Regions from separate parts of the Homo sapiens genome. Here region 2 is linked to region 1. A link is a loop called in an ENCODE intact Hi-C map of the cell type or tissue named here. Cell type or tissue: PC-3. All regions are shown on one strand. Each heading gives the region's core, and the rest is flanking DNA. Links, peaks and the distances in the headings are about the cores only.

Region 1 (9,519 bases), core at 1-8,000:
ACAAAAAACCAAACACCACATGTTCTTACTGATAGGTGGGAACTGAACAATGAGAACACATGGACATGGGAAGGGGAACATCACACACCAGGGCCTGTTGTGGGGTGGGGGGAGGGGGGAGGTATAGCATTAGGAGATATACCTAATGTAAATGACGAGTTAATGGGTGCAGCATACCAACATGGCACATGTATACATATGTAACAAACCTGCACGTTGTGCACATGTACCCTAAAACTTAAAGTATAATTTTTTAAAAAAAGAAAAAGAAAACAAACAAAAATAGAGGAAATTAAAAAAAAAAAGTTCGTAGTCACTCTGCAGGTGTGCTATTAAGAATTAATCAAATGCAATTTGAACAGTATAATACTATGGAGAAAATAATAGGATTTCATTATTTTAAATTTATATTTTTTCTTTCATGTATTGCGTCTTTTTATCTACAGCATGGGTTCTTTTTTTAAAGTAAGTATGGATTTTGTTTTTTGTGTTTTGTTCTGGTGTCTTTTTATGTTTTTCTTGACTGGTGTTAAGGAGCCACTAGGTGGCAGAGGTTGCTTCTTTTGGTTACAATGAGAAACTATTTTAAAATAATTCAGTGGGAAACAGGTTTTAGAAAAATTTAAAAATCACATTATAGACTTCATAAATACATTTGCACTAGTATCTCATGGTTCTGACATCAGCAAATTTGAACTATTGGCTGTATTATAGTAATAATGATGACAAAAGCAACAACAATAGTTAAACCACGAACACTTACCGAGTGCTTCTTATGTACCAGCAACAGACTAAGAGGTGTTCATAGATTATGCTGTTTAATCCTCACTGCAGCCCGATGAGGCAAACACTGTTAATCTTCATTATGCAGAGGAAGGAGCAGAGTCTTGAAGAGGTCAAGTAGTGCCTAGGTCATTGATAAGTAGCAGAGGCTGGATTCAAAACAGGTCTGATGGACATCAGAGCCTGAGTGATTAACAACCTCACTTCACAGACTCAGAACTGGGAACATTTTTTTTTTTTAATTTTTTCTTTTTGGAAGGCTGAACCATGTTGTGAAGGAATTAATGTTAGACATGTATTGGTTTCAGGCATATTGTCATGTTGTCAATGTCATGTAATATAAATGAGCTTAATCCTTAAAGTCCTTATGAAACAAAGAGTTTATTAAGGTCTTTACAGTTATATAGGCCAACTTCTCATCTTTTATCTAATCATCATGTTTATTCCCTCAGAACGTCTTTCCGTTATGTTTGTATGCCTGTAAGAGATAATTTATCGGTGAAAGCCAGTTTATCCCATTGATCTTTCTCTAGCCAAAAAATTAAAGATCCCTGCAACAGTGTAATTGGCAAGAACAATATTATGATGGTGTCAATGTACATATATAAAAATAAAATAAACTACAGTGACAGAGCTGTTAAAAAATTAGTTTTAACAAGTCCAGTGTGCTCATCTTCAGAAAAGTACATCATATTCTAAAGCTTCAAGTAGACAGAGGCATCCACGATAACAAAAAGACGTTTTTCTTTATTTCCTAAATAATACTTAATAGCTATCTTAACAATATAATGGAAAAATTGAGAGATTATGGAGATAATATTGGTTAATGTTAGCTGGGCGTGGTGACACTTGCCTGTAGTCCCAGCTAATTGGGAGGCTGGGATGGGAGAATTGCTTGGGCCCAGGAGGTGGAGGCTGCAGTGAGCTGAGATCACGCCACTGTACTCCAGCCTGGGTGACAGAGCGAGACTCGTCACACACACACACACACACACACACACACACACACACACACACACACAAAATTGGTTAATGTTAAGAAGCTTTGTGCCAATATATGACTGTTTTATACATGTGAAACAGGGCAGTGAACGTGTAGAAATTTCGCAGGATTATGTGACTCTTAGGAAATCTCACAGGGCTAGTTCTCATTTTGTTAATTGGTAAAGATTTACTTGGTATCTTTATCTTGTGGTTCCTTTCTATTTCTCTCTTTTGGGAAAAAAAATAAAGTGAGAAGGAGTGAGTAGGTGATTTGCCACACCTACACAGATGTTATTTGAATAAATGAAACAGCATCTCAAAATCTTCATGTTCCCAGATGTGAAGGTAGGACTCTGGGGTAAAAGGAGGAAGTTTACATTTCATTTATCTTTATTACATGTTAAGTTATGAAATTGTCCCTAAATCATCTAGATTGAATGATACCTTTTTTTTTTTTTTTGAGACAGTCTCCCTCTGTCTCCCATGCTGGAGTGCAGTGGTGCGATTATGGCTCACTGCAACCTCTTGGGTTCAAGTGATTCTCGTGCCTCAGTCTCCTGAGTAGCTGGGATTACAGGCACATGCCACCATGCCTGGCTAATTTTTATATATTTTGTAGAGAAGGGATTTTGCCATGTTGCCCAGGCTGGCCTCGAACTCCTGAGCTCAAGCAATCTTCCTGCCTCGGCCTCCTGAAGTGCTGAATGATATCTTACACTATATTCATATAATGCTTTCTAGTTTAGAAGACGCTTTCAAAAAACATCAGCTTTGTATTTTTTTTTTAAGACGGTGTCTCGCTCTGTCGCCCAGGCTGGAGTGCAATGGTGCGATCTTGGCTCACTGCAACCTCCACCTCCCAAGTTCAAGCTATTCTCCTGCTTCAGCCTCCTGAGTAGCTGGGATTACAGACGCACCCCACCATGACTGGCTAAATTTTGTATTTTTAGTAGAGACGGGGTTTCACCATGTTGGTCAGGCTGGTCTCAAACTCCTGACCTCGTGATCTGCACGCCTCGGCCCCCTAAAGTGCTGGGATTACAGGTGTGAAACATCAGCTTTTTAAATCTTTAAAACCATGCTTTAAAATAGAGAAGTAAACAGATTCAAATTGAAATTAGTAGCTCATTGGATATTGGAGTTTGTTGGCTATTAAGTATGAAACTTATTTGTATTATAATTTAGTGGTTTTTCAATTTTTCATTAACATCTTCAAATTGTAGTAGAATTAAATGACAATTCAGAAATAATTTTCTTCCACTTGGTTTCCTTTTACATACGCACACTTTATGTTAGTCAAACTTAAACGTTTGGTATGGCTGTATATTTTAGATGTGCCAATAAGTTGTGAATTTATATAACTAAGTACTTTTCTGAATAACAGAACAAAAATAAATGAAAAAAACATTCAAGAATCCAGTATCTTAGGAATTTTAGATTAAAAAATTGCTATCACACTGATTGGAAATTTTACTGACAAGTAACTTTTTAATATTATTTTTCCTTAGGCTATAGAAGTACATGTTTGGGATTAGCAGTTTAATGCTATTTACTGTCAGTTTATTGATTAATTCGTATGTTGTTTACTGACTCCTTTTTTAAAAAAGAAATTATATTTACCCATAGCAAGTTTGAGAGGCTTCTTATCAGAATAATTGTTAAAAGAAATCTCTTCTAATTTTATAATTTAAAATGGTGTGCCTGTAGAATGTAATCCTGTACAGTATTATTTTATCCTATTTATTTCCTCTGTTGGGTCATATTCTCTTCTATCCCTTTATTGTTTACAAAATGATAACTGCCTGTGTACTTAGGTTTTCCATGATTTGTATGTGTATCATCATACAATAAAATCATCAAGAGTCAGACATTTTATGTTTGTCTGCACCTTTCTCTCCTCTGAACCTCCTTAATGTCTTTTGTTTTCCTGCTAAAAATAGCTGTTCTTCAGCTATCTAATAAGTACCAAGAGCCCTCATTCTGTTGAAAATAGTTTAAACAAAAAGGGGGCAGCCTTAGCAAAGGTATAAAGGTTAAAAATTTTTCATATTGTGTAAAACTGCTTCCCTTTCCTCATTGTACTAGGATAAGTAACGCTAGTTGCTGTGACAGTCAAATCTCAAAATGTCAGTGGCTTACTACAACAGAAGTTTACTTTTTGCTGTCATGCAAAGTCTAATGATGATATTCTGGGTTGGATAACAGCCTTCAATGTGGGCAGTCAGAGAACCTTCTCCTTCCTTTAAGATGAATCCAGGAGCTGGTTTTTTGAAAAGATCAACAAAATTGATAGACCACTAGCAAGACTAATAAAGAAGAAAAGAGAGAAGAATCAACTGGACGCAATAAAAAATGATAAAGGGGATATCACCACCGATCCCACAGAAATACAAACTACCATCAGAGAATACTATAAACAACTCTATGCAAATAAACTAGAAAATCTAGAAGAAATTGATAAATTCCTGGACACATACACTCCCGCAAAACTAAACCAGGAAGAAGTTGAATCCCTGAATAGACCAATAACAGGCTCTGAAATTAAGGCAATAATTAACAGCCTACCAACCAAAAAAAGTCCTGGACCAGACGGATTTACAGCCGAATTCTACCAGAGGTACAAGGAGGAGCTGGTACCATTCCTTCTGAAACTATTCCAATCAGTAGAAAAAGAGGGAATCCTCCCTAACTCATTTTATGAGGCCAGCATCATCCTGATACCAAAGCCTGGCAGAGACACAACAAAAAAAGAGAATTTTAGACCAATATCCCTGATGAACATCAATGCAAAAATCCTGAATAAAATACTGGCAAACTGAATCCAGCAGCACATCAAAAAGTTTATCCACCATGATCAAATGGGCTTCATCCCTGGGATGCAAGGCTGGTTCAACATACACAAATCAATAAATGTAATCCAGCATGTAAACAGAACCAAAGACAAAAACCACATGATTTTCTCAACAGATGCAGAAAAGGCCTTTGACAAAATTCAACAGCCTTCATGCTAAAAACTCTCAATAAATTAGGTATTGATGGGACGTATCTCAAAATAATAAGAGCTATCTATGACAAACCCACAGCCAATATCATACTGAATGGACAAAAACTGGAAGCATTCCCTTTGAAAACTGGCACAAGACAGGGATGCCCCTCTCACCACTCCTATTCAACGTAGTGTTGGAAGTTCTGGCCAGGGCAATCAGGCAGGAGAAGGAAATAAAGGACATTCAGTTAGGAAAAGAGGAAGTCAAATTGTCCCTGTTTGCAGATTACATGATTGTATATCTAGAAAACCCCATTGTCTCAGCCCAAAATCTTCTTAAGCTGATAAGCAACTTCAGCAAAGTCTCAGGATACAAAATCAATGTGCAAAAATCACAAGCATTCTTATACACCAATAACAGACAAACAGAGAGCCAAATCATGAGTGAACTCCCATTCACAATTGCTTCAAAGAGAATAAAATACCTAGGAATCCAACTTACAAGGGATGTGAAGGACCTCTTCAAGGAGAACTACAAACCACTGCTCAATGAAATAAAAGAGGACACAAACAAATGGAAGAACATTCCATGCTCATGGGTAGGAAGAATCAATATTGTGAAAATGGCCATACTGCCCAAGGTAATTTATAGAGTCAATGCCATCCCCATCAAGCTACCATGACTTTCTTCACAGAATTGGAAAATTCCATATGAACTTTAAATTTCATATGGAACCAAAAAAGAGCCCACATTGCCAAGTCAATCCTAAGCCAAAAGAACAAAGCTGGAGGCATCACGCTACCTTCAAACTATACTCCAAGGCTACAGTAACCAAAACAGCATGGTACTGGTACCAAAACAGAGATATAGACCAATGGAACAGAACAGAGCCCTCAGAAATAATACCACACGTCTACAACCATCTGATCTTTGACAAACCTGACAAAAACAATAAATGGGGAAGGGATTCCCTATTTAATAAATGGTGCTAGGAAAACTGGCTTGTCATATGTAGAAAGCTGAAACTGGATCCCTTCCTTACACCTTATACAAAAATTAATTCAAGATGGATTAAAGACTTAAATGTTAGACCTAAAACCATACAAACCCTAGAAGAAAACCTAGGCAATACCATTCAGGACATAGGCATGAGCAAGGACTTCATGTCTAAAACACCAAAAGCAATGGCAACAAAAGGCAAAATTGACAAATGGGATCTAATTAAACTAAAGAGCTTCTGCACAGCAAAAGAAACTACCATCAGAGTGAACAGGCAACCTACAGAATGGGAGAAAATTTTTGCTATCTATTCATCTGACAAAGGGCTAATATCCAGAATCTACAAAGAACTCAAACAAACTTATAAGAAAAAAACAACCCCATCAAAAAGTGGGCAAAAGATATGAACAGACACTTCTCAAAAGAAGACATTTATGCAGCCAACAGACATATGAAAAAATGCTCATCATCACTGGCCATCAGAGAAATGCAAATCAAAACCACAATGAGATACCATCTCACACCAGTTAGAATGGCGATCGTTAAAAAGTCAGGAAACAACAGGTGCTGGAGAGGATGTGGAGAAATAGGAACACTTTTACACTGTTGGTGGGACTGTAAACTAGTTCAACCATTGTGGAAGACAGTGTGGCGATTCCTCAAGGATCTAGAACTAGAAATCTCATTTGACCCAGCAATCCCATTACTGGGTATATACCCAAAGGATTATGAAACTTGCTGCTATAAAGACACATGCACATGTAGGTTTATTGTTGCACTATTCACAATAGCAAAGACTTGGAACCAACCCAAATGTCCAACAATGATAGACTGGATTAAGAAAATGTGGCACATATACACCATGGAATACTATGCTGCCATAAAAAATGATGAGTTCATGTCCTTTTTAGGGACATGGATGAAGCTGGAAACCATCATTCTCAGCAAACTATCGCAAGGACAAAAAACCAAACACCGCATGTTCTCACTCATAGGTGGGAATTAAACAATGAGAACACTTGGAGAACACTTGAACACAGGGGTCTGTTGTAGGGTGGAGGGGAGGGGGGAGGGATAGCATTAGGAGATATACCTAATGTAAATGACGAGTTAATGGGTGCAGCACACCAACATGGCACATGTATACATATGTAACAAACCTGCACGTTGTGCACATGTACTCTAGAACTTAAAGTATAAAAAAAAAAGATGGGGTAATAGAGCCCATCTGCTAAGAATATCAGAGTTTGCTGCTGGATCCTCTGCATCCAGCTGGCGAATGGGGTCTAAGAAGAAGAAGAATCACATAGGAAGTTTTTATGAAACTTCCAGGCCTGGAAATGGCTGACATGGTTCTGTCCTCATTCTATTGGTCATAACTCAGTCATGTGCAAGGGAGGCAGTTAAATGTTGTTTAGCTATGTGGCCAGGAGGTAAAGGAAAACGTTCTGTTGGACATCTAGCAGTTCTTGCCAAGCCTGTGGTAGTTGTCCTATGGAAGAGGTTCCTTAGGCAACTCTCATATCTTCCTTATGTGGAAGTCATTTGGGTTTGGGGCTGCAGGATTTTCAAGCCACATCCATGCCCTGCTACCACTCTTAATCTTTGAACCTTTAGAGTATATTATCCTGAAGTCTTTTACTGACAGGTCTCAAATGTTACATTGCTCTGAGGGACTTAGGGGCTGACAAGAGTTGTGTATAGGCATGAAAGATGGAAAATGGACATGTAGTAGCTGAAACAGGGGTTCAGATTTTCCTGACTCTGCTGAAATTACTTCCCAAATCCTATAGTAAGAGTTCCACCACTATCTTTTCAAGCTCTCCTCTGATTCCTATTTCCCACTGTCTTTAGCATGACCTGGACTCCACTTCTGGCAGGCAGTGAACTCGTGATCAGTGTGGCCAGCATTCATTCATAGAATTGGCTCCAGGAAAAACTGAACAAGAAAATTAATGAGGTTGTATAGGTTTATTAAGCAGATGTATTAATGAATTCTTCAGTGATATTTGAAATAGATTAAAACATTATTTTTATTTTTTTGCTGTGAAGTACACATGTGTCTAGCACTGAATTTGGTAATTGGTTTACTTGGTTATTAAAAATTACATTCCAGTATATCCATCAACTTTTTAATCTTTGAAACTGATTGAATGTAAATTTAATTCTATTAACTTGTTTTATTATTGTTACCATGGAGGCCACAGGAAGCACAACCTTTGTAAATTCATAACCCAAATGAATTAGCTTCCAAGCAATTAATGTTTTTATACATTTAGTTGCTTTAAATGACTTTTGAAATGATTTTCATTTTTTGTCAAAAATGAATATGGATTGTTTTACTTGCTTGAATTTCTAAATATGCAGCCCAAAACTATAGGTTATAAACATAAAATTAATTCATATAGGATGAATTAATTTATAGGATGTATAGGATATATATTATTCTGTTCTAAATTTTCAAATAATAGTTATTTCAAAATACATACATAAAATGAAAATTGCTAAAAGTCATGACAGAAAGTAATTTGCTATTTGTCAGTGTAGTGTTAGTGATAGTTATGACCAGTTAACTCTCATAGATAACACTTTGTTTGAATGATAACATTTTTTCCCCTGAATATTGTGTCTTTCTCATTTAGAATTATGACCCACTCAGAAATCTCTATGGGGATTCTGGAGAAAATATGGATTCAGCCCAATGACTAAAAAGTTTCATTCAATTCACTCATCTTAGCCAGAAATGACATCTTATGATAACTTTAATTTAAGAAGAAAAGTAAATTGACATTGGTGTTCTCCACAAAGTATTTTCAATAAGATTCTGCGTATTGAGCTTGAGTTCAGATGCAGCTTCCTCCTGGGACACATGGAGAGAGGCACCAGTCCTTTTTAGCTTGGTAGGGTCTCTAACCAGCATTCTACCCATCCAGGCTAGAGAATCATCCACCTCTCCGTAAAGCTACCCGCTTCACCAGAATAGCCACAACTAGTAATTAGAATGTAAACAGAGTTGAATTCAGTCACTAGGACCTGTTTTAAGTCTGTACTTCTCCATCAGAGTAGCAGAACAGCTTTGGAGCCTGAGTTTGTTATCCCAGCTCCACCATTCACAAATTATGGTATCTTAGGCAAATTCCTAAACTTCTCTTGTCCACAGTTTCCTTTTAATGTAAAATGGGGATAATAATAGTACTTATTTTATAGGCAGTGGTATGAGGGGTTATTACTATTTGCAAAAACCAATTGTTAAATTTTCAGGAATTTTAAAAAATTTAAATTATTATACAATTTACTAAATTATATCAAATTAAAGGCAATAAATAGTCAAAACTTATTTCCTAATTATTTGACTATATTTTACTGTTATCTATGTTTTGGGGGTTATTTATATCTGTTGTATGTGTGTAGTGCAAATAGCATATAATGGTGAGCTACTTACTGGGCTGTTGTGAATCTTGGCCCAGCTCCCATGTTCAGTGACATCAGGTTGGTAACTTGAAACTAGCAATGGTGGAAATTGGCAAACACTACAAATCAGGCTTTTTTTTTTTTTTTTGAGAGCTGGTTGTTAAACTTTTACCAGTAAACCACTGCTCATAGTGTTTTTAGTATTTATCATCCTTAAAAAAATGTTAAATATATCTATGTTGTATAAATGTGTAATATATAATATATATATTAACATGTACATATGTTTTGCATGTGTGTGTAAACAAAACAGCATGGTTTTGAGTAAATTCTCAAGATGTATTAGCCATTATTA
Region 2 (11,600 bases), core at 1,777-9,776, 260 kb after region 1:
ATGAATTCCCTTGGACAGTGTTTGTCTAATGGACTTTGGGTGCAAGGATGTCTGATATCCAATTTTAAGGCATTTCCTGCTCTGTGAGATTATTCTCTTCCCTTACCTCCCTCCTTGCCAAGTTTTTGAAAAGGCTTCTTTAATTTATATAGACCAATGTCAGTCTTTTTTTAATTTTATTTATTAATTTATTTATTTTTAGATGGAATCTGGCTCTGTCACCCAGGCTGGAGTACAGTGGTGCGATCTCGGCTCACCTGCAACCTCCGCCTCCTGGGTTCAAGCGATTCTTCCGCCTCAGCCTCCTGAGTAGTTGGAACTACAGGTGTGCACCACCACGCCCGGCTAATTTTTGTATTTTTAGTAGACACGGGGTTTCCCCATGTTGGCCAGGCTGGTCTCGAACTCCTGACCTCATGATCTGCCAGCCTTAGCCTCCCAAAGTGCTGGGATTACAGGCATGAGCCACTGCGCCCAGCCTAAACCAGTGTCAGTCTTAAGTGAAAAGTGCTTGTATGATTGAGACTAAGTGATTTGGGGATTGGTGAGTAAGCCAATATGGGCAGAGTTGATTGTGAATAAACCAATGCCCAAACAACACATTTCCTCTAATATTTCTCCTACTCAAAGAGTTATATGCCCAACTTTATCCTAAGGGCCTTTGTGAAAGTAGAGGTAATGACTCATCTGGTAACTTAATTTCCTAGTGGGTCATCATTTCAAGGGCCCCCAAGACCACCCTCATGTTTAGTGATTTGCTAGAAGGATTCAAAGGACTCAGAAGTAAATGTATTCACAGTTACAGTTTCTTGCAGCGAGAGGACACAAAGCAAAACCAGCAAAAGCAAAATCAGATACAAAGCAAAATCAGCTACAAAGCAAAATCAGCACATGGGGCAAAGCCCAAAGGAAACCAGACATAAGCTTCCAGGGTCCTCCCAGTAAAATGGCACAGGATGCACTTAACAGAGCCTACGGTTTTTATTGGGGACTGGTCATAGAAACCCTCTGCCTAGCACATATAAAATTTCAGACTTCCAGCAGGACAGTGGTATTCAGCATAAACCATATTGTTTGTACAAACAGTCTAGGCACAGTAAACCATCCTTATCAATTACGGAATGGTAGGAAGACTCCTGAAAGCCAAGTTCCCAGATGCTAGCCGTGGGTCAACCTTGCAAGTAGGCCTTTCTGAGGTCTGCTGTCTCAGGGCTGCTATGTTAGCTCTTTTTCATTACAGTCACCCAGAGATCCCCCTCTGCAGCTTCTCCATCACCACCACTGACCTTAGAGTTGTTCTGGATTCTGTTGTATAAGTTATGGTCTTGGAGACCCTATAAAGGACTGCAGGATTTCTGGTTCTGTTCAGTTTTGCCATCTATACACAAGAAGTTCTCAGAAACATATGTGTTGAACAAATGAGCTGTTTAAAAAAAAAGGGGTGCTTTAAAAACTGAAAAAAATACTCCAAAATATTAAGAAGGGATGATGTTATTACGTATAACTTTTATTTCTATTTGTATATGCTTTCCAAATTTTCTAGAATAAACACATTCTATTTTTATTATTAGAAAATAAGTAAAACAAATATTAGTTTCCAACAAATCTGCTAAACGATGCTCCTGCAGATTAGATGCCCAATCCGCAAGGTTGAGCCAAGATCCACTGGATAACTTTGACCCCCCAGGGATATTTTTAGCCACAGACATTCTGAGTGAGGCCCACATCACAAAGCGTTTGTTTCTTAGGACCCAGACTTAGTGTTGCTCCTTTTCATACAGTCTTCATAGCTTAAGCTCATGAAACACGGTGGTCAATGCTTACAACAAACTTGCCAACTTATTAAATAAAAAATTAGAAGATTCACTGATTTTTCCTGGTTTCTAGTGGTAATGGCTACAAACTATGAGTGCCACAATCAGCTTTTAACCATCTGCACAGATAGGAAGAAAATTTTTTAATTAAAAATTACTTTCCAAGCCTATTGTCCTGGGGTTAATATTAATAATTAGTTTGCAGGATGAGGCATTCTAAAAAGATTCTAGATAGCAGTAAAAAACTATCCTGCAAGTTTTTATATCTGTCATGAGCAATGAAATGGTTTATATTGTTACCACTTATTATAACTTATGATAACTAATCAAGATTCGACATTAATAAATAACATAAATACATAAATAAAATTATCAGTACCCAGCTACTCTAAATAATGTCATCCCTCTTTCTTTCTGGATTTCTAGTCAAATTCACTTTCTTCATTACTTCAAATACTTTACTTCTAAAGAACAGTACATCTGTACCCAAACAACATTTTTCACATACAGAAGAAAATGCATTAAAACTTATATATCAGATCTAGCAGTTATATTTCCAACAGAAATGAGGACATGCATGCAATAAAAAACATATACAGGCCAGGCATGGTAGCTCATGCCTGTGATCCCAACACTTCAGGAGGCCAAGGTGGGTGGATTGCTTGAGCCCAGGAGTTCAAGACCAGCCTGGGCAATTTGGTAAAACCCCATCGCCACGAAAAATACAAAAAATTAGCTGGATGTGGTGGTGCATGCCTATAATCTCAGTTACTCAGGAGTCTGAGGCATGAGAATGGCTTGAACCCAGGAGGTGGAGGTTGCAATGAGCTGAGATCACACCACTGCACTCTAGCCTGGGCAACAGAATGAGACTGTCTTGAAACAAAACAAAACACGTACAAATAGGTTTATGGCAGCTTTGTTCATGATAACTCCAAACTGGGTGCAACCCAAATGTCCATCAGCAGCAAAATGGATATATAAAATTGTGCTTTGGGAGGCCGAGGCGGGCAGACTGCGAGGAAAGGAGATTGAGACCATCTTGGCTAACACGGTGAAACCCCGTCTCTACCAAAAATACAAAAAATTAGCTGGGCGTGCACACCTGTAGTCCCAGCTACTCAGGAGGCTGAGGCAGGAGAACCGCTTGAACCCTGGAGGCGGAGGTTGCAGTGAGCCAAAATCGTGCCACTGCATTCCAGCCTGGGCAACAGAGCGAGACTCCATCTCAAAAAAAAAGTGCTACATTAATATAATGGAATACTACATAATGATGAAAATGTAAGAAATTTGGCAAGAACATAAATGAAACTTACAATGTTGAGTAAATGAAGTCAGACAAATAGAGACATACTGTATAATTCCATTTATACAAAGTTTAAAACTGGCAAAAGTAATCTGCCATATTGGAAATCAGGGTAGCAATCACCCTTAGGAGACAGTGACAGGAAGCAGGCACAGGAGGGGCTTCTGAGCTGCTCATAATGTTCTGTAGCTCAGTCTGGCTACGGAGCATGAGTCATCATCCATTTGGAGAAATTCATTGCGACGCAAACTTAAGATTTCCACACATTTTAATAAGTATGTTTTACTGATAGAAAAATATTACCCTCTCCAAAAAAGAGGGTTTACAAAGAGCTTACACATAAAAAGACATCATTTATTAAAGTTCTTTTAGCCTCTTCCTCTCCCTCTCCCTCTCCCTCTCCCTCTCCCTCCCCACGGTCTCCCTCTCCCTCTCTCTCCACGGTCTCCCTCTCCCTCTCCCTCTCCCTCTCTCTCCACAGTCTCCCTCTGATGCCGAGCCGAGGCTGGACTGTACTGCCGCCATCTCCGCTCACTGCAACCTCCCTGCCTGATTCTCCTGCCTCAGCCTGCCGAGTGCCTGGGATTGCAGGCGCGCGCCGCCACGCCTGACTGGTTTTTGTATTTTTTGGTGGAGACGGGGTTTCGCGGTGTTGGCCGGGCTGGTCTCCAGCTCCTGACCGCGAGTGATCTGCCCGCCTCAGCCTCCCGAGGTGCCGGGATTGCAGACTGAGTCTCGCTCACTCAGTGCTCAATGTTGCCCAGGCTGGAGTGCAGTGGCGTGATCTCGGCTCGCTACAACCTTCACCTCCCAGCCGCCTGCCTTGGCCTCCCAAAGTGCCGAGATTGCAGCCTCTGCCCGGCCGCCACCCCGTCTGGGAAGTGAGGAGCGTCTCTGCCCGGCCACCCATCGTCTGAGATGTGGGGAGCGCCTCTGCCCCGCCACCCATCGTCTGGGATGTGGGGAGCGCCTCTGCCCCGCCACGACCCCGTCTGGGAACTGAGGAGTGTCTCTGCCCGACCGCCACCCCGTCTGGGAGGTGAGGAGCGTCTCTGCCCGGCCGCCCTGTCTGAGAAGTGAGGAGCCCCTCCGCCCGGCAGCCACCCCATCTGGGAAGTGAGGAGAGTCTCCGCCCGGCAGCCGCCCCGTCCGGGAGGTGGGGGGCAACTCCGCCTGGCCGACGCCCCGTCTGGGAGGTGGGGGGCGCCTCTGCCCGGCTGCCACCCCGTCTGGGAGGTGTACCCAACAGCTCATTGAGAACGGGCCAGGATGACGATGGCGGTTTTGTCGAATAGAAAAGGGGGAAATGTGGGGAAAAGAAAGATAAATCAGATTGTTACTGTGTCTGTGTAGAAAGAAGTAGACAGAGGAGACTCTATTTTGTTCTGTACTAAGAAAAATTCTTCTGCCTTGGGAAAAAAAAATAAAGTTCTTTTAGTAAATGTTTGAAAACTCTGATAACTTGACATATATATATATATATATATATATATATATATATATATATATACACACACACACACACATATACACACATATATGAGATGTGAGATGTGCATATGTGGTGAATATGTGTGAAAGAGAGATGCATACCTCTCCAGTTCCCCTGAGTCTTTGAATCAGAGGGCATTCCATTAACTCCAACACAAATGCCAGTAGTTCTCACTCCCATTTGTCTCACCAAACCTCCAACTATCATGTCCTGTATTTCTAGGAGTCTCCAGGAGGTGTCTCCATGTGCTGCTCCCAGTCCTGCTGGCCACGCCCTGCCCCACTGGTCATCACAGTTCATCCAGATCCTCCTCTAAGATACAAGAGAATGACTCACTTCTTCCAGTTAGATGGTATGATGCTGTTTCTGAGTCTGAGTATTTTCTACAAAGCTTGGTGAGAAAATTCTTTCAGGGTTTGCTGACAGCCCTCTACATCCACAGGGTATACAGGCTTCTAGGTAGCTGGACCAGGGAACAGAATCCAGAAACTGCTACCATGCCATAGTCAGACTTACTGCTCCCCTCTGACAACTAAGGCTTCTTCCTGGGTGAAGTGAATCAGCAGACTCCTGCCCTTAGGGTGAGTTCTCACCCAGGAAGCTTCTCAGCCCTCACAGCTTGCTAGACATGTCCGCATACATCTAAATCCCAGCAGGGGGTGTGATCTGACATCTTTCCCAGATGGCTCCACCTCCCCTAGGCACATAGAGTTCGCCCAGGCCTGTCTTACCAGTTCACAGGTGTGCCCAGACAGGCCTGAAACCCTGTGCTGGACCCCAGCACCGCTCCCTCTACTTCACGACCCTAATCCTGTAAGCTCATGTGGTTCACTGGGAGGCCCAAGCCACCAGCACATCAAACTTTGAGTGTTCTTTAAATCTATCATAAGAATGTTGAAACCCCATACTTTTTTATAATTTTTAAATTTCTCCAATTTATCAGAATAATTTTTTTCTTTGGATTTCAGTGTATTTACATCTAAGATTTTAAAATGGAGAAAATGCCATCTCTTTATGCTCTGTCTAGAGTGATAAAAATAATCCATTTTTATTTATCTTCTTCAGATTATGGGTCATTTTCTCACAGGGTTTTGGTGCATAAATATCTGGAACAAAGAAAGGGAAATGAAGCAGTGATTAAAATTGCAGTCACATCCTGCTGAACCATTCACTAGCCTATGATGTGGAGTTCAAATGGTGAATTCTTCCACCTGCTGGTATCAGCCTGTCTCTGCAATTCACACATCAACTCCCTAAAAAACATAAAATGAAAATTCTGAGTGGGGAGAAATTTTACATTTTCATCTTAAGCTGGAAACGTATTATGACTCAATGACTGAGAAACTATCATTCAATGAGGTGGAGAAGGAAATGGAACTTCTAGGAAGATAGAGAAATGGCTGTTATCATTTGGTTTCTAGACAAATGCAAGATGTTCTTTTCTTCCTGTGACCTCAGATACCACCTAAGATCTGGGCTACTTGTTTTTTCTTTAGCATAGTCTGCCTTGTACCTTAATGCGAATATGGTGCCTTGAAGTAGTTTAAAGGTTCTGGGTAAGGCAGATGCCATGAACTGAATTGTTTTACCATTGGCAGCGAGCACAGTACCTTGTACACAGTGAGTACCCATTCAATGATCGCATTGTTGATATCCCAAGTTGGCTAATGCCCAGTTCTTCTTTCATGACCCTACAGGAGTCCTATAGTCATGGTTGTAAAAACTGGGTCAGGGTGTAAAACAGCCATTCCTGCAGTAAGTATAGGGACTTGTACTTAAAGGTAAGACCAGAAGCAGGAAAATAAAGAGAAGAGGTGGTTCTCAGAAGATAGGATCCTGGGGAGACAAGGTGTTTTGTTATTCTACAGTCAGTTTGGTTCACTGTTAAGTGTCCAGCACAATGCTGGACTCATAGTAGGTACTTAACAAATATTTTCCTAATAAATCAATAAATTAGAAACATTGAATTTGAAAAACAGAGGTAGGTTATGCTATGCAAAGCTATGCTCAATGAACTATAATCTATTTAATACAAGAAATGCAAAAAGAAAAGCCCTCATTTGTATATGAGATCAGCCTACAGTATATCCTCAGACTCCCAGCCTCCATCCTAGGAAATATTAAGTGAAAGGGAAGTTATTTTCTTCCGGCATTTCTATATGTTTTAAGCTAACACGTGTTATCCTTCACTATCTAAGCACCTTACTAGTTAGAACTTTAACGATGGATAAACAGCTTAGAGAAGTTAAAGTATTTGGCATTTGAGAATTTGGGGTTTGTGATTCCTTAGGTTTACCCCCATAAGGGAACAAAACTCTAAAATTCAATAATATTTTTTATAGAAGCCTATATGTTTTATATAGTTAAAGCCTGCAATTAATCAATCATGTACAAAGGGCAAGTCAAAATGTGGGCTCAATGGAGGGTTTGCATTACAAAGACCCTGAGACAAGGCAGCAAAGAGGCTGTCCCTTGTGCACATTGCATCATGATTATCTGCTGAAACCCTGTGCTTAGCACACTTTTCACTTCCTTTCCTTGGTCAGGATTTGTTCATATCTCTTTGCAAAATTGTCCAGAATTACTCTCCTCATTTGCTCCCATACAAAGGTGAAAGCTTGGCTAGGCATGGTGGCTCACGCCTGTAATCCCAGCACTTTAGGAGGCTCAGGTGGGTGGATAATCTGAGGTCAGGAGTTCAAGACCAGCCTGGCCAACATGGCGAAACCCCATCTCTACTACAAATACAAAAATTAGCTGGGTGTGGTGGTATGCACCTGTAATCCCAGCTACTTGGGAGGCTGAGGCAGGAGAATCGCTTGAACCTGGGAAGCAGAAGTTGCAGCGAGCCAAGATCGTACCATTGCACTCCAGACTGGGCAACAAGAGCAAAACTCTGTCTCAAAACAAACAAAAAACAAAGGTGAAAGCTTTTTCTGGAACATGTCTTATTGCATTAGTAATAACTCCAGTGGGCAATGCAAATACAAACAGCGTATAAACTCAGATGTGCAAGGAATGCAGTGTTTCATGTGTCTGTGTGAAGAGACCACAAACAGGCTTTGTGTGAGCAACAAGGCTGTTTATTTCACCTGGGTACAGGTGGGCTGAGTCTGAAAAAGGAGTCAGCAAAGGGTGGTGGGATTATCATTAGTTCTTACAGGTTTGGGGATAGGCGGTGGAGTTAGGAGCAATGTTTTGGGGGCAGGAGTGGATCTCACAAAGTACATTCTCAAGGGTGGGGAGAATTACAAAGAACCTTCTTATGGGTGGGGGAGATTATAAAGAACCTTCCTAAGGGTGAGGGAGATTACAAAGTACATTGATCAGTTAGGTTGTGGCAGAAATAAATCACAATGGTGAAATGTCATCAGTTAAGGCTATTTTCACTTTTTTTATGGATCTTCAGTTGCTTCAAGCCATCTGGATGTATACGTGCGGGTCACTGGGGATATGATGGCTTAGCTTAGGCTCAGAGGCCTGACATGCAGCTTTATATTTTTTGTATTAGTTTAACTGCTTTTTCTTGTTTTGTTTTTTTGAGGTAGAGTCTTATTCTGTTGCCAGGCTAGAGTGAGTGCAGTGGCACCATCTCGGCTCACTACAACCTCTGCCTCCCAGATTCAAGTGATTCTCATGCCTCAGCTTCCCAAATAGCTAGAACTACAGGCGTGCACCACCATACCCAGATAATTTTTGTATTTTTAGTAGAGATGGGGTTTTGCCCTGTTGCCAAGGGTCGTCTCAAACTCCTGGCCTCAAGCAATCCACTGGCCTCAGCCTCCCAAATTGCTGGGATTACAGCTGTGAACCACCTTGCCCTGGCCTGTAACAGTTTCAGTTTAACTTCTAATGTAAGCTCTCATTCCTCCAGGGAAGAAATTTGATCTCAAATTCAGTCAACCAGTCTATTCAACTGAGGACCCCTCAGCAGGGGTTCCCTGTGCTAAGGCCCTGGTGGCAGTAGCCAGTGGAGAGAAGGCTCTAGCCTTGATACCTCTCCCTTGGGTATTCTCTGAATCAGTCTTCAGCGCTGGGGATTTGGTCAATGGCTGCCCTGCGCCTCCCTGGGGATGAGGAGCCTTTGTGAACCTTGTCCAAGCCCTGACTACTGAGACCCTCCAGGCAGTCACTTCCTCGCTGGGCTCTTCTCAGGAAGCAGAGCAAAGTCCTGGGCACTTCTCAGATACTCAGCCTGCCTGGGATTTCTGCTACCTGATCAAGGAAGCCAGCTCCAGGATCCTGACTCCAAGACCAGTGATGTCTCTACTCCCCACACCTCCATGTCATCTTCTCATTACTGCCCCACTTTCCTCAGACCCTTGCCCTCACTCTTAATGTGTCTCCTGAATGTTAATTTGGAGTTCAAAACCAGGAAGGCTCACATCTTCCTCAGAGATTATAAGCACCTCAAGTGCTACAGCAGCTCCCCAAGGGAGATAGGGAAAAAGTAAACCATCAGGAGAAAATCAAAACACTGGTTAATATGTCAAAATATAATCCCAACCCAGAAGTTTCCATCTTAATAATGCTTTTACCATTTCCTGGCACTTCTCCACTCATATCTCTTTTGAGCTTAGCCATCTTTTTTTTTTTTTTTTTTTTTGAGACAGAGTCTCACTTTGTTGCCTGGGTTGGAGTAAGTGGTGCGATCTCAGCTCACTGCAACCTCCGTCTCCAGGGTACAAGCGATTCTCCTGCCTCAGCCTCCCGAGTAGCTGGGATTACAGGCGCCCGCCACTATGCCCAGCGAATTTTTTGTATTTTTAGTAGAGATGGGGTTTCACCATGTTGGCCAAGCTGGTCTCGAACTCCTGACCTCGTGATTCACCTGCTTTGGCCTCCCAAAGTGCTGGGATAACAGGCGTGAGCCACCGCACCCAGCCGAACTTAGCCATTTTATGGACTGAGAAGGACAGAGATCTTTGTCCTTACTTTGCAGAAGTTGAAATCAAGGCACTAAGTGATTCTGCAATCTCAGCATATTCCACAATAGGCATATGAAGGCTGTCAGTGATTTGAGGGAGAGGAAGAAGACAGGCTGGAAGTATTTCCATCTTTTCAGGAACTCCCACTGGACTATGCCTAAGAATTCAAACTACTGTATCAATGAGCAAATCAAATATGACAGGACCTGAAAGTGTCAGGAACATCCGCTTGTTTCAAGACAAGCCAAATATACTCAGGTAACGAGTAAATGGTCACTGTCACAGCCAATTATAGAGATGGCAATGCAGTCAGCTGCATTGTCTGCAGACACTAAGGGAATTCAAAAGTAAAATAAATCTGGGTTCTCAGTCATCTTTCCTTTTCTTTTCCTTTTTTTCTTTTTCTTTTTATTTATTTATTATTATTATACTTTAAGTTTTAGGGTACATGTGCACAATGTGCAGGTTAGTTACATATGTATACATGTGCCATGCTGGTGCACTGCACCCACTAACTTGTCATCTAGCATTAGATATATCTCCCAATGCTATCCCTCCCCACTTCCCCCACCCCACAACAGTCCCCAGAGTGTGATGTTCCCCTTCCTGTGTCTATGTGTTCTTATTGTTCAATTCCCACCTATGAGTGAGAATATGCGGTGTTTGGTTTTTTGTTCTTGCGATAGTTTACTGAGAATGATGATTTCCAATTTCATCCATGTCCCTACAAAGGATATGAACTCATCATTTTTTATGGCTGCATAGTATTCCATGGTGTATATGTGCCACATTTTCTTAATCCAGTCTATCATTGTTGGACATTTGGGTTGGTTCCAAGACTTTGCTATTGTGAATAATGCCGCAATAAACATACATGTACATGTGTCTTTATAGCAGCATGATTTATAGTCCTTTGGGTATATACCCAGTAATGGGATGGCTGGGTCAAATGGTATTTGTAGTTCTAGATCCCTGAGGAATCGCCACACTGACTTCCACAATGGTTGAACTAGTTTACAGTCCCACCAACAGTGTAAAAATGTTCCTATTTCTCCACATCCTCTCCAGCACCTGTTGTTTCCTGACTTTGTAATGATTGCCATTCTAACTGGTGTGAAATGGTATCTCATTGTGGTTTTGATTTGCATTTCTCTGATGGCCAGTGATGGTGAGCATTTATTCATGTCTTCTTTTGAGAAGTGTCTGTTCATGTCCTTTGCCCACTTTTTGATGGGGTTGTTTGTTTTTTTCTTGTAAATTTGTTTGAGTTCATTGTAGATTCTGGATATTAGCCCTTTGTCAGATGAGTAGGTTGCGAAAATGTTCTCCCATTTTGTAGGCTGCCTGTTCACTCTGATGGTAGTTTCTTTTGCTGTGCAGAAGCTCTTTAGTTTAATTAGATCCCATTTGTCAATTTTGGCTTTTGTTGCCATTGCTTTTGGTGTTTTAGACATGAAGTCCTTGCCCATGCCTGTGTCCTGAATGGTAATGCCTAGGTTTTCTTCTAGGGTTTTTATGGTTTTAGGTCTAACGTTTAAGTCTTTAATCCATCTTGAATTGATTTTTGTACAAGGTGTAAGGAAGAGATCCAGTTTCAGCTTTCTACATATGGCTAGCCAGTTTTCCCAGCACCATTTATTAAATAGGGAATCCTTTCCCCATTGCTTGTTTTTCTCAGGTTTGTCAAAGATCAGATAGTTGTAGATATGCGGCGTTATTTCTGAGGGCTCTGTTCTGTTCCATTGATCTATATCTCTGTTTTGGTACCAGTACCATGCTGTTTTGGTTACTGTAGCCTTGTAGTATAGTTTGAAGTCAGGTAGTGTGATGCCTCCAGCTTTGTTCTTTTGGCTCAGAATTGACTCGCTCTGTCACCCAGGCTGGGAGTGCAGTGTGGCGATCTCAGCTCACTGCAAGCTCCGCCTCCTGGGTTCACGCCATTCTCCTGCCTCAGCCTCCCAAGTAGCTAGGACTACAGGCACCCGCCATCACGCTTGGCTAATTGTTTTTGTATTTTTTAGTAGAGACGGGGTTTCACCATGTTAGCCAGGATGGTCTCG

Evidence for each region. A loop is a pair of places that touch in the nucleus more often than their neighbours do. Peaks named below come from ENCODE experiments on the same cell type or tissue, not always from the same donor. Only the 100,000 strongest peaks of a DNase experiment are listed, where the experiment ranks them.
Region 2: a loop joins it to region 1, with 6 times the contacts of the local background. A loop is called at or near these places in 80 of 110 quality-filtered maps.

Annotation. Positions count from the first base shown.
Region 1 is chr14:51,211,070-51,220,588 of GRCh38, reverse strand. No RefSeq gene overlaps it. Among named protein-coding and RNA genes, the nearest start is that of TMX1, 24 kb to the left of the region's middle. In PC-3, for the core only: CTCF peaks have their summits at 562 (motif pointing right) and 3,791; no DNase peak of the experiment used is centred there.
Region 2 is chr14:50,949,218-50,960,817 of GRCh38, reverse strand. LOC400212 (a long non-coding RNA gene) reads left to right here. Exons shown (of 4, transcript NR_170195.1): 2 at 3,602-4,964. Among named protein-coding and RNA genes, the nearest start is that of PYGL, 11 kb to the right of the region's middle. In PC-3, for the core only: CTCF peaks have their summits at 4,884, 5,641 and 5,841 (motif pointing left); DNase peaks (open chromatin) are centred at 4,897, 5,217 and 5,787; H3K4me3 peaks cover 798 bases; H3K27ac peaks cover 1,658 bases.